Linked DNA regions of Homo sapiens: region 1 is linked to region 2. The links are chromatin loops, found by intact Hi-C in ENCODE. Cell type or tissue: Caco-2. All regions are shown on one strand. Each heading gives the region's core, and the rest is flanking DNA. Links, peaks and the distances in the headings are about the cores only. Region 1 overlaps LOC107984674 (a long non-coding RNA gene). Region 2 overlaps MIS18BP1 (MIS18 binding protein 1).

Region 1 (5,380 bases), core at 144-5,143, 57 kb before region 2:
AACACAGATTGCCTGAAAAGGAGTTAGAAAATAATGCATACTTCACTATCTGTTTCTGAAGTCAGGGATATGGTATCTCCATCAACTAGAAATTTAGAATGCTATTCTTCTTTTTAAAAAGGGCCAGTCCATGAGTTGACTGTGTCTCTCCTCCATAATGTTGAGAGACAATTCTCCAGTGATCTTTTGTGTTTCTGTATGTCTCATGAAGAGGCACTGACAGCTTTTGTTCCAGACTATCTTTTCAAGGATGTTTGTATGGAAAACAATCTTAGAAGATAAAAAGTTGAGTCTCCCTCTAAAGCAGAGCGTATATTTGTTTCCTGACCATGATAGTAAATGTGTCTCTAATGAAATATTTTTGTGAAAACTGACCTAATCGAAAAGAGATATCATAGATCTCACTTTTAGGAGCAAGTAAGCTAATAAATAAGCTGATTTGTTTTGCAAATCCCAGAAAGTTTCAGGAATTGGAGGCTCCAGATACATCTGAAGGCAAAGTGTAGAGTTGAGCTTAAAACAGAAGAAATGGTTGAAAGTCTGTATTTAAAAAAAAAAAAATCATTTCTCAGTCCTCTTTCCTTAGCCCAAAATTTGGGGACACCTTTTGCAGCTGATTAATTAAGAGGTGATTAATTGAAAGTCTTTATACTAAAAGGTGACACCCCTAACCCTCTTCCCCAGTTTGTCTCACAGAACACCAGTTAACAGATTTATACTCTGTTTGCCTCTCCTGGTCCTTTCTCTGCCATTCTCTCCCTGGCTCTGAGAAATTGACTTCTGTGGACTGTATCAGCTAGGCTCCCTTAGCCTCTGGCTTGCATTTGGACTCAGCCAATGAGAGCCACCAGCATAAGATTGCAGGGTAAAAGGAGAGATGGGTTGAGCTTTTATTCTCTTTCTCCCCTTCCCTTGCAATTTTTGGCAGTGACTGCACTTCTCTACTTTCAGATACAGCAACTGTTGGACGCCCTCTCACACACAACTACAGATCATTCCAAGTTCCAGTATACTGTTAGGCCTAGGAGAGGTAATGGCTTTCAGCTGTTTTTAGTCCTGGAGTGTTTACCACCTCTTGATTGTTCCTGTTTGTGAAGGTTTAGTAATGTTTCCCTCATTAAACTCTTTTCAAGGAATCCTTTCATTGCTCTTTGCAATTTCCCCTTTGAGTGATCCATCTGTTTCTTTTTTTCTTTTTTCTTTTTTTTTTTTTTTTGAGATGGAGATTTGCTCGTTGTCCAGGCTGGAGTGCAATGGCATGATCTCGGCTCACCACATCCTGTGCCTCCCAGGTTCAAGCAATTCTCCTGCCTCAGCCTCCCGAGTAGCTGGGATTACAGGCATATGCCACCACGCCCAGCTAATTTTGTATTTTTAGTAGAGATGGGGTTTCACCGTTTTGCCCAGGCTGATCTTGAACTCCTGACCTCAGGTGATCTGCCCACCTCAGTCTCCCAAAGTGCTGGGATTACAGGCGTGAGCCACTGTGCCCGGCCAGATCCATCTGTTTCTTATAGGCCCACAAAGTCACATACCCTCTGGCAATTTTGCAGGATGCTTCTACTGGACCACCTGAACAAGCCCAAGAGAAAGGCCTACAGAGGTTTATTTCTAATCAAAAGGGAAAAGCATGAACAAATGCCCATAGGCATGAAGCAGTTAATTGTGTTCCAGGAACTAAGTGCTACTAGGTGTTACATGTGAGGTGGGGAGTGAATGGAGAGTAGGCCCAGAAGAGACAAATGCCAACTCAAAAGAGCATCTTGTAACTCATATCAAGGATCTTGGAGTTTACACCGTAGGCTCTGCAGAGGCACTGAAGGATTTCAAGTTTCAGTTTCAATCAATGCTGGAATAAAAATGAAGGAAAATGTAGGCAAGGCTAGAAGATGGAAGACATAAAGACATGACAGAGACAAACAACTGCAATGGTTTCAGTGAGAAATATTGAAGGCCATGATTCAGACTGTGGTGAAGGAATGGAGGAAATGGACAAAAAATTAGCAGCTATTGGGAGGCAGAATAGGTGAATGAGGGAATAGGGGGGAAACAGTCCCGATTGGCTCTTGGGCCTCTTACTTAGCAATGGATAAACAGCCTTTCACTGAGATAAAGTGTAGAAGATGACAGAATTTAAGAATGAGATTCACTGGCGGAAGGAAGGGGGTGAGGCGGGAACAATGATAAAGAGTTCTATTCTGAAAATGCTGAGCTGGAAATAGCTGTGGGAAATGTGGGTGAAATTGTCCCTGAGGTGCAAGGAAAGAGCTTCCCTTCAACCCACTGGTCAGTGTAGAGGGCATTGAACTCTGAGTTTTCCCCTCCCCCAATGAGGGAAACAAAATACAAATCCACAGCAAAAGAAAAACGTAAACAAACAAACAAACAAAAACAGAGCAAATCTGCCTTTGATCTTAGCATGGTAGTGGGCAACAGCCAAAACCAGAATAAAAGGCTCCCTGTGTAGATACCCATTTGACCACAAGATGGCATCAGAGCTAAGCTGCAGGAGAGCCCTAGTCAGAACCTACCTCAGTGCATCAAAGCCATCGCTTAACTGTTTGTTTTTGTTAGCAAGGAAGGGCTGTTCACTGGCAAAAAAAAAAAAAAAAAATTACTGAAAAGAGACATTTAGAATATTCTAAAACAAATTATACAGACTATACAGTATGCTCTAGGAGCTGGTAATATGGCACGTGATGAGCTGACTAGAGAGTCAAGCAGGTGCCTGTTTAAATTGGACATCAAGGGCTGTGGGATAGCAGGTGTCACATAAGCAGACAACTTCAACATAAACCACAAGGTTGGCCAGTGCGGTGGCTCACACCTGTAACCCCAGCACTTTGGGAGGCTGAGGCAGGCAGATCACTTGAGGTGAGGAGTTCGAGACCAGCCTGGCCAACATGGTGAAACCCTGTCTCTACTAAAAATACAAAAAAAAAAAAATTAGCCAGGTGTGGTGGAGGGCACCTGTAATCCCAGCTACTCGGGAGGCTCAGGCAGGAGAATCACTTGAACCCGGGAGGCAGAAGTTCCAATGACCTGAGATCATGCCACTGCACTCCAGCCTGGGTAAGAGTGAGACTCTGTCTCAAAAATAAAAAAAATAAAACTACAAAGTATGAAAGGTGATCCAGAAGTTAGGTCAATTGGCATAACAATCAGAAACAAGAACAAAAACACTAGCAGGTTTATGTATCACCAGGCATGACCTCAGGCCTCACCCCAGGTGGTTGTTGAAGAGGCCCAGATATTATCCCCAGGTCAAATATTAGATTAGACATGGGCATTCTGCCCTCTTGGCCTATAATAAATACCCCCACAAACACTGCAGTTGAGTCACTCACTGTGAAGCTAGATGAGTTAGCAAGAAAAAAACCATGTCAGTGTTAGCATCTCATTCCTTCTTCCCCAAAATTATATGTCCTAGGAGTCATCTCAGCATGGAGAGGAGATGGAAGCAGCAGGAGTAGAGAGAGACTTACAGTATTTCCCCCAAGATTGGGAAGGGGATATAATATTGAGATTTCTTTGAGAGGCAGGAATCTGCAGGGGCAGAGTAGGCCAATATATTTTCAAAGTAGCCACTACTTAGAGAGAGAGAGAGAGATTTGACATACCACACTCAAAAGTAGGAACTGGGAAAATCAAGCCATCTCCTATGTATCTCCTAATAATTTGAGACTCTTTAATAAAAGAATTCCATTTCTTTGAATTCAAGCTAGCTTCAGTATGCCTTTTGTACCTATTAGTATGAACTTAAATGGGAAAACACAATACACTTTATAAAGTCACATGATATAAATCATAGATGCCCCCACCTCCCCAGCCCACTTCACTTTTAGTTGTAACCAAAATACTAGTTATAATAGGCATTACAGACATAGTTACTATTAATACCACCAGGCCTCCCATATCACCCCAACCTCAGCTCACATGTAATTGAACTATAAATAACTATTTCATCAACTTTCAAGCTGTCTAGGAATGGGCCATATCTCTGAATCATTTATACTCTAATATGTCACATGGCTATCTCTAAACCTTCCAGTTCTATTTGATTAATTATTACTGTCTTCAAGCCCCTCAAGACCTCTTGTCTCTTGATCCTTCTGTAATAATATTCCTAATAGCCTTCTCTTGCCTTTATTTTTATTACCATTCATCCAAAAATTTTTTTAAAAAGTCTATCATTTGAACCACTCACCTAACTATATTTTTATAACTCCTCTGTATTCTTTTCATTCTGCTATATCCATTCCAAAATAACTCTAGGCCTGGATTAATATTTTCCCTTACAAAATTTATTAGAAATAAAAACAATCAATCCTGTAAACTGGTGCAACTACAAATCCCAACTCCAACTTTAGCTCGATTCTCAATATACTATAGCAATCTTTCTGTTTCTCTCAAGACAGTTCTCTCCCATTTTCTAACAACAGCTGTTCCAAAATTTAAATACTCTTTTCACCAAGCAATCATTGTGAGGATTAAACATTTCAATATCTGCTAACTTAATTTTAGCCAATGATCTCTCTTCCTTACATCAGTGACAAAAATATAGGCCATGGAGAAGAGTTTAACATGAAGACGATCCTTACCTAAAAAACTCATGTGTAGGCCGGGCGCAGTGGCTCAAGCCTGTAATCCCAGCACTTTGGGAGGCCAAGGAGGGCGAATCACGAGGTCAGGAGTTTGAGACCAGCCTGGCCAAAATGATGAAACCCGTTTCTACTAAAAATATAAGAAATTAGCCAGGCACAGTGGCAGGTGCCTATAATCCCAGCTAATCAGGAGACTGAGGCAGGATAATCACTGGAACCTGGGAGGTGGAGGTTGCAGTGAGCTGAGATCGTGCCACTGCACTCTAGCCCTGGTGACAGAGTGAGACTCCATCTCAAACAAATAAACAAACAAACAAAACTCATGTGCATCTCTACCAATAGTTCCTCCCAGCTAGTCATTCTAAAAGAAATCTCCCTCCATTTGTAAAGGCTGGCCGAGCACAGTGGCTCACTCCTGTAATCCCAGCACTTTGGGAGGCTGAGGCAGACGGATCACTAGGTCAGGCGTTCGAGACCAGCCTGACCAACGTGGTGAAACCCCGTCTCTACTAAAAATACGAAAAATTAGCCTGGTGTGGTGGCAGGCACCTGTAATCCCAGCTACGCAGGAGGCTAAGGCAGAAGAATCACTTGAACCCAGGAGGCGGAGGTTGCAGTGAGCTGAGACCATGCCACTGCACTCTAGCCTAGGCAACAGAGCGAGACTCTGTCTCAAAAAAAAAAAAAAAAAAAAAAAAAAAAGGCTAACAATTCATTAATCTTTGCTCAAAGAAAAAAAATAATCTCAGCACAAATATTTCCTTAGTCCCAGCTGG
Region 2 (5,380 bases), core at 108-5,107:
GGGGAGAGGGTCAGCAGGAAAACATGTAAACAAAGGTCTCTGTGTCATAAACAAGGTTAAGAAAAGGTGCTGTGCCTTGATGTGCACATATAGTGCATTAAAGAGCAGTATTGCCACTAGCATGTCTCACCTCCAGCCTTAAGGCGGTTTTCTCCTATCTCAGTAAATAGAACATACAGTCGGGTTTTACACTGAGATATTCTATTGCCCAGGGACGAGCAGGAGACAGATACCTTCCTCTTATCTCAACTGCAAAGAGGACTTCCTATTTTACTAATTCTCCTCAAAACAGACCCTTTATGGGTGTGGGGCTGGGGGACAGTAAGGTCTTTCCCTTCCCACGAGGCCATATCTCAGGCTATCACATGGGGAGAAACCTTGGACAATACCTGGTTTTCCTAGGCAGAGGTCCCTGTGGCCTTCTGCAGTGTATTGTGTCCCTGGGTACTTGAGATTAGAGAATGGTGATGACTTTTAACAAGCATACTGCCTTCAAGCACTTTTTTAGCAAAGCACATTCTGCATAGCCCTAAATCCATTAAACCTTGAGTCAACACAGCACATGTCTCTGTGAGCACAGGATTGGGGCTAAGGTTACAGATTAACAGCATCTCAAGGCAGAAGAATTTTTTAGTACAGAACAAAATGAAATCTCTTATGTCTACTTCTCTCTGCATAGACACAGTAACAGTCTGATCTCTCTTTCTTTTCCCCACAATGGTTAACACTGCTTGGGTTCCTACTAACGGCTAAGCATAATAGTAAGTGAATTAGAGTTTTGTTTTGTTCTGTTGATACGAAGGGTCAGATTTGTTTGTATATTGTCTATGGCTACTTTCATGCTACGGTGCAGAGTTGAGTAGTTAGGACAGAGACTGGACCACAAAACCTAAAATATTCCCTATCTGATTATTTACAGAAAACATTTGCTGACCTCTGGTCTACATAACCTTCAGAAATAGGTGTTATTATCTCTGTTTTACACAAGAGAAATTAAGTCTTTTAAAGGCTAAGGCTCTGTCCTTGTCCTTGTTCCTTGACCTTAAAATTTCTAACAGACATAGCCTAAACCTGTGCAACCTGCAGACCCCCATCATTCTTGTTTATCTTCTGTCAGGGAGAGCCTCAGCACCTTAGACCTATACAGTGTAGGATGAATCCCTCCTGTTACTGGCAGCAAATCCATACGGGTCTGCAGAAACCACAATTCTTACCTCCTCAGAAGAAACAATTCTGGCCGGGTGTGCTGGCTTATGCCTGTAGTCCCAGCACTTTGGGAGGCCGAGGTAGGAGGATCCCTTGAGCCTAGGAGCTTAAGACCAGCCTGGGCAATATAGGGAGACTCCGTCTCCATTTTTTGTTAAATAATACTTATAAAAATTTTTTAAAAAGAGAATTTGACCAAGGAAACATAAGGCAGAAGGAGAAACTGAGGCAAGTTTTAGTGCAGGAATGAAAGTTTATTAAAACACTTTAAAGCAGGAAGCAAAGGAAAGAAAGTACTCTCAGAAGAGGGCCAAGCAGGTGACTTGAAGCATGGTTTAACTTTGTGACTTGGGGTTTTATATGTTGGCATGCTTCTGGGGGTCTTGTGTTCCTTCTCCCCGGATTCTAACCTTGGGGCGGGCTGTCTGCATGCCCAGTGGCGTGCTAGCACTTGGGAGGGGAGCAAGTTACAGTGTGTTTACTGGATTTATACACAGGCTCACTTGAGGCTTTCTCCCTTACCAGTCGGATGTCCTTAGGAGGTCATATACCAGTTAAACTCCTCCATTTTTCCTCTTAATGCACATGCTTGAGCCCACTTGCCCAGTTTCTGAGATCTTATGAGGAAGCTGCTGATCACCAATTTTAGGTGTTTCTGTTTATTGAGAGATTGCTTTTCCCTGGTGCTGGCTGCGATTAAGTATTATTTTAGAGACACAGTTAACAACCACCTGACCATCACAGGATGGTCGCCTAACAACATTCCTGGTGGGGGGTGGGGAGGCCCTCTCATTCCTTGCTTATCCCTGACTAGTTAACCTGCTGTAACATTCCCACTTCTGCAAGTCACCAGTCAAGGTTAGCTATTTCCAGCTGGAGGAAGCTAACGGTGTTTATGGCCCAGGGGAGTTTAGGCTGTAGATGGCTTGTTTCCAATTTAGTCAGTGGGATGGAGCTGGGAGGAATAGAAAAGATGGAGGAAGAGAGAGAGAGATTAGGGCCCATACACACATTAAGGTTACACACCTACACTGCAAACAAATGGTGCACTGCCTCCAAACAAATCCCCAGTTAAGAGGGCTGGGTAGAGTTCCAAACTCCTTGCCTCAGTTTCAAACGGCCCTCCCCAGGGGACAGTCCAATGTGAGCAAAGCCCTGAGGGTGCCACAAATACAAATGCAAAAAAATGGCCAAATGGTGACACCAACAGCTAAGTCTAAACAGAGCAGAGCCCCAGCAACACCCTAAAAGAGGCAGAGGGAGGCTGGGTGCACATCAGCAGCTCACCTGGTTCCAACATTTGTCGACTTCTTCAAAATGTCACATTCTCTTTGTATCAGTGAAGCTTTGGAAGCAGCAGATGCTGTGACAGAAATAGAAAAGGAGGTTCTGCAAGACAAAGGCACCTTGGCTATTGCTGGAAGCTCCCCTAATGTTCTTACTACAGGGTCAGCTAGCCATGAGCAGCTGGCACTCACAGGTGGCTCCATGGCCCTATCCAACAGAAGATCAGATAGGTGTGTCTGGAGCCTCCTGTGAATACACAGGGCTCCCTGTATGGGCCACCAAAAATTGTAACCAGCAATAGGGGTCCAACTACTTGCCGCTTGTAAAAAGAAGCCAATATAACAAGAGCAAGGTGTGATAGAGTTTTATTATCTGTGCCAGCAAAGGGAAGTGTGGGTGAAATTCCAGAAATTCCAGTCTTCAATTTGTGGAGTGAACATAGGAGTTTTTAAAGAGAGAATGATTTGGAATGCAGGAGAGGAGGGGGTTAGGAGGTGTTAGGTGGCTCAATCTGCTCCAACAGCTTATCTTGAAATATTATTCCATTTGGTGAAGGGGCCAGCACCATCCTGGGCTCAACCAGGTTACAAATTAATTGTAGTAAATCTTGCAGTAAATTTCTAGATGGGAGTGAGTTTTGGCCTTGACTGGGGAGAGAATTCTGGAGGTATCCAGTTTATGCCAGGATCCGGCCCCTGAAGCTTCTAAGGAAATACATGACCAGATAAATGAGCATGGTGTGCACTTAAAAAGCGTCTAGGTAAAAACATGTGCATAAGGCATGGGAGCATAGAATGGGTAAAGAAACGGAGGTTCACATTTTGAGGCTGTATTTCAAGATGAATGGAAACACATGTAGTTTATCTCAAAGTTATATCTTAAAATTGGGGAGAAAGAAAGAAAAAAGTTTTAAAACATGGTTTGAAGCCACGCTACTCGGTTACAGGCTGAATAAAGAGGGTGACAAATCCAGTTTCTCAGAAACATTTAATAGAGACTTTTGAGCAGAAGCCATCTCTTGGGTGGCCTCAAGATGGTGGATTTGGGCACTGTTATCCCCCCAGACCCAGGGTTTATATACCATAGGGAATTTGCCTAAGGGCTGTATTTATGGTAAGTATGTGTTTACGATAACACCAAGGTTGTTTTGACCTAAGGACAAGATTTCCAGTAAGTATATGGAGGTAGAAATCTTAGAGGCATTTCCAGATCCAGGTTTAATCAGAAGTCAGCATGGTGAATTAGCATCTAAAATGGAGTTCCTCTAGCCTCTACTCCTCTACGTACTACTGTTTTTAATTATCTAACTTGGAAAGTTACAAGAAGAACCAACTTATCAGTCCTCCAAAACTATTTTGTGATAATGAGAAAATACCTTTTATGGGGTGCCTGCTGATAATAAATACTTGTTTTCTAGTTGCCAAGTTTCCAGGACAGTGAAGATGATGATGATATTCTGCCAAATATGGACAAAAATCCAACAACTCCATCATCAGTTATCTTTCCATTGGTAAAAACTCCTCAATGTCAGCATGTCAGTCCTGGCATGCTAGGTTCTATAAATAGGTAAATATTCATGCATATGATATGTTAATTCTCTGCATCAGAGTAGTGAGGAACATTTAAACATTTCATGAGGACCATAGATGCCAGTAATGGGAAGAGGCATTATTTAAAAAATCAAGAATGTGTAGTTTCTAGAAGTTAAGGATGGACAAGTTCATCAAATCGGGGTGCTATTCAATAAACAGCATTGTGATATAACCCACATTTACTTCTGGATCAATTCGAAATGGATCAAGGTTTTACTTGTAAAAAACTTTAAAAAAAAAAAACTAAAGAAACCTTGGAGAATTATTTTATAATACCAGATTAGTGATGGTCTTTCTAACTATACTATAAAACCTACAAGCCATTAATGAAAAGATGAATAAAGTCAACTGTGTAAAAATGTTTAACAAATTTTACCTGGTACCAACCACTACAAACAAAAGACAACCTGAGAAAAGAATATATGCAACTTGTCACAGGCAAAAGGCTAATTTCCGTAATATATACAGCATTCCTACAAACTAACAAGGAATGCATTGTTAATTTTTGTGCATTGCTAGTGAGAAGGTAAAGTAGTGCGATCTTTGCAGCAACAATTTGTAAGTATCAAAATTATAAATGCACATGCCCTTTGACTTAGGAATTTTACTTATAGAATTGTGAATGTACAGCTTATTCATTGTAGCATTGTTTAAATGGCAGTACCTCAAAAATCTATCAGTAGGGACTAATTAAATGAACTCTGGTCCATTATATAGTCATAGAAATTAATGAAGAGCCAGGCACAGTGGCTGAAGCCTGTAATCCCAGCACTTTGGGAGGATCACTTGAGCCCAGGAGTTCAAGACCAGCATGGGCAACATAGGAAGACCCCATTTCTACAAAAAAAACCCAAAAATGTTAGCAGGATGCAGTGGGGCAAGCCTGTGGCCCTAGCTACTAGGGAGGCTGATGTAGAAGGATTGCTTGAGTCCCAGAGGTGTAGGCTGCAGTGAGCTGTGATTGCAACAATTGCACTCCATCCTGGGCAACAGAGTGAGATCCTGTCTCAAAAAAAAAAGAAATTAATGAAGATATTTTTTATTGCTATTATGATAAAATGCCTAAGATATATTAAATGAAACAAAGGTAGATGCAGTGAATAATATACTACTGTTTGTGTAAATAGAAGCTATATGTATGTATGCATATATGTATATACTTGTGTGTGTGTGTGTGTGTATAATTGCTTTTATTAGATTAAGTCTTTATAAAAGGATGCATAAGAAACCAAAACATTGGTGATCCTTAGGGAGAACTAAGGTAGCTGGAGGAAGGAGAGGGGGGCTTTTGAATT

Evidence for each region. A loop is a pair of places that touch in the nucleus more often than their neighbours do. Peaks named below come from ENCODE experiments on the same cell type or tissue, not always from the same donor. Only the 100,000 strongest peaks of a DNase experiment are listed, where the experiment ranks them.
Region 1: it touches region 2 in a loop (4-fold over the local background); 3 of 110 quality-filtered maps call a loop at or near these places.

The regions. Positions count from the first base shown.
Region 1 is chr14:45,265,840-45,271,219 of GRCh38, reverse strand. LOC107984674 (a long non-coding RNA gene) reads right to left here. Exons shown (of 4, transcript XR_001750746.2): 3 at 2,532-2,591; 4 at 1,511-1,849. Among named protein-coding and RNA genes, the nearest start is that of MIS18BP1, 15 kb to the right of the region's middle. In Caco-2, for the core only: a CTCF peak has its summit at 2,474 (motif pointing right); a DNase peak (open chromatin) is centred at 2,499.
Region 2 is chr14:45,209,059-45,214,438 of GRCh38, reverse strand. It overlaps MIS18BP1 (MIS18 binding protein 1), which reads left to right. Exons shown (of 17, transcript NM_018353.5): 14 at 3,911-4,059. Among named protein-coding and RNA genes, the nearest start is that of MIS18BP1, 41 kb to the left of the region's middle. In Caco-2, for the core only: no CTCF peak of the experiment used is centred there; DNase peaks (open chromatin) are centred at 498 and 1,988.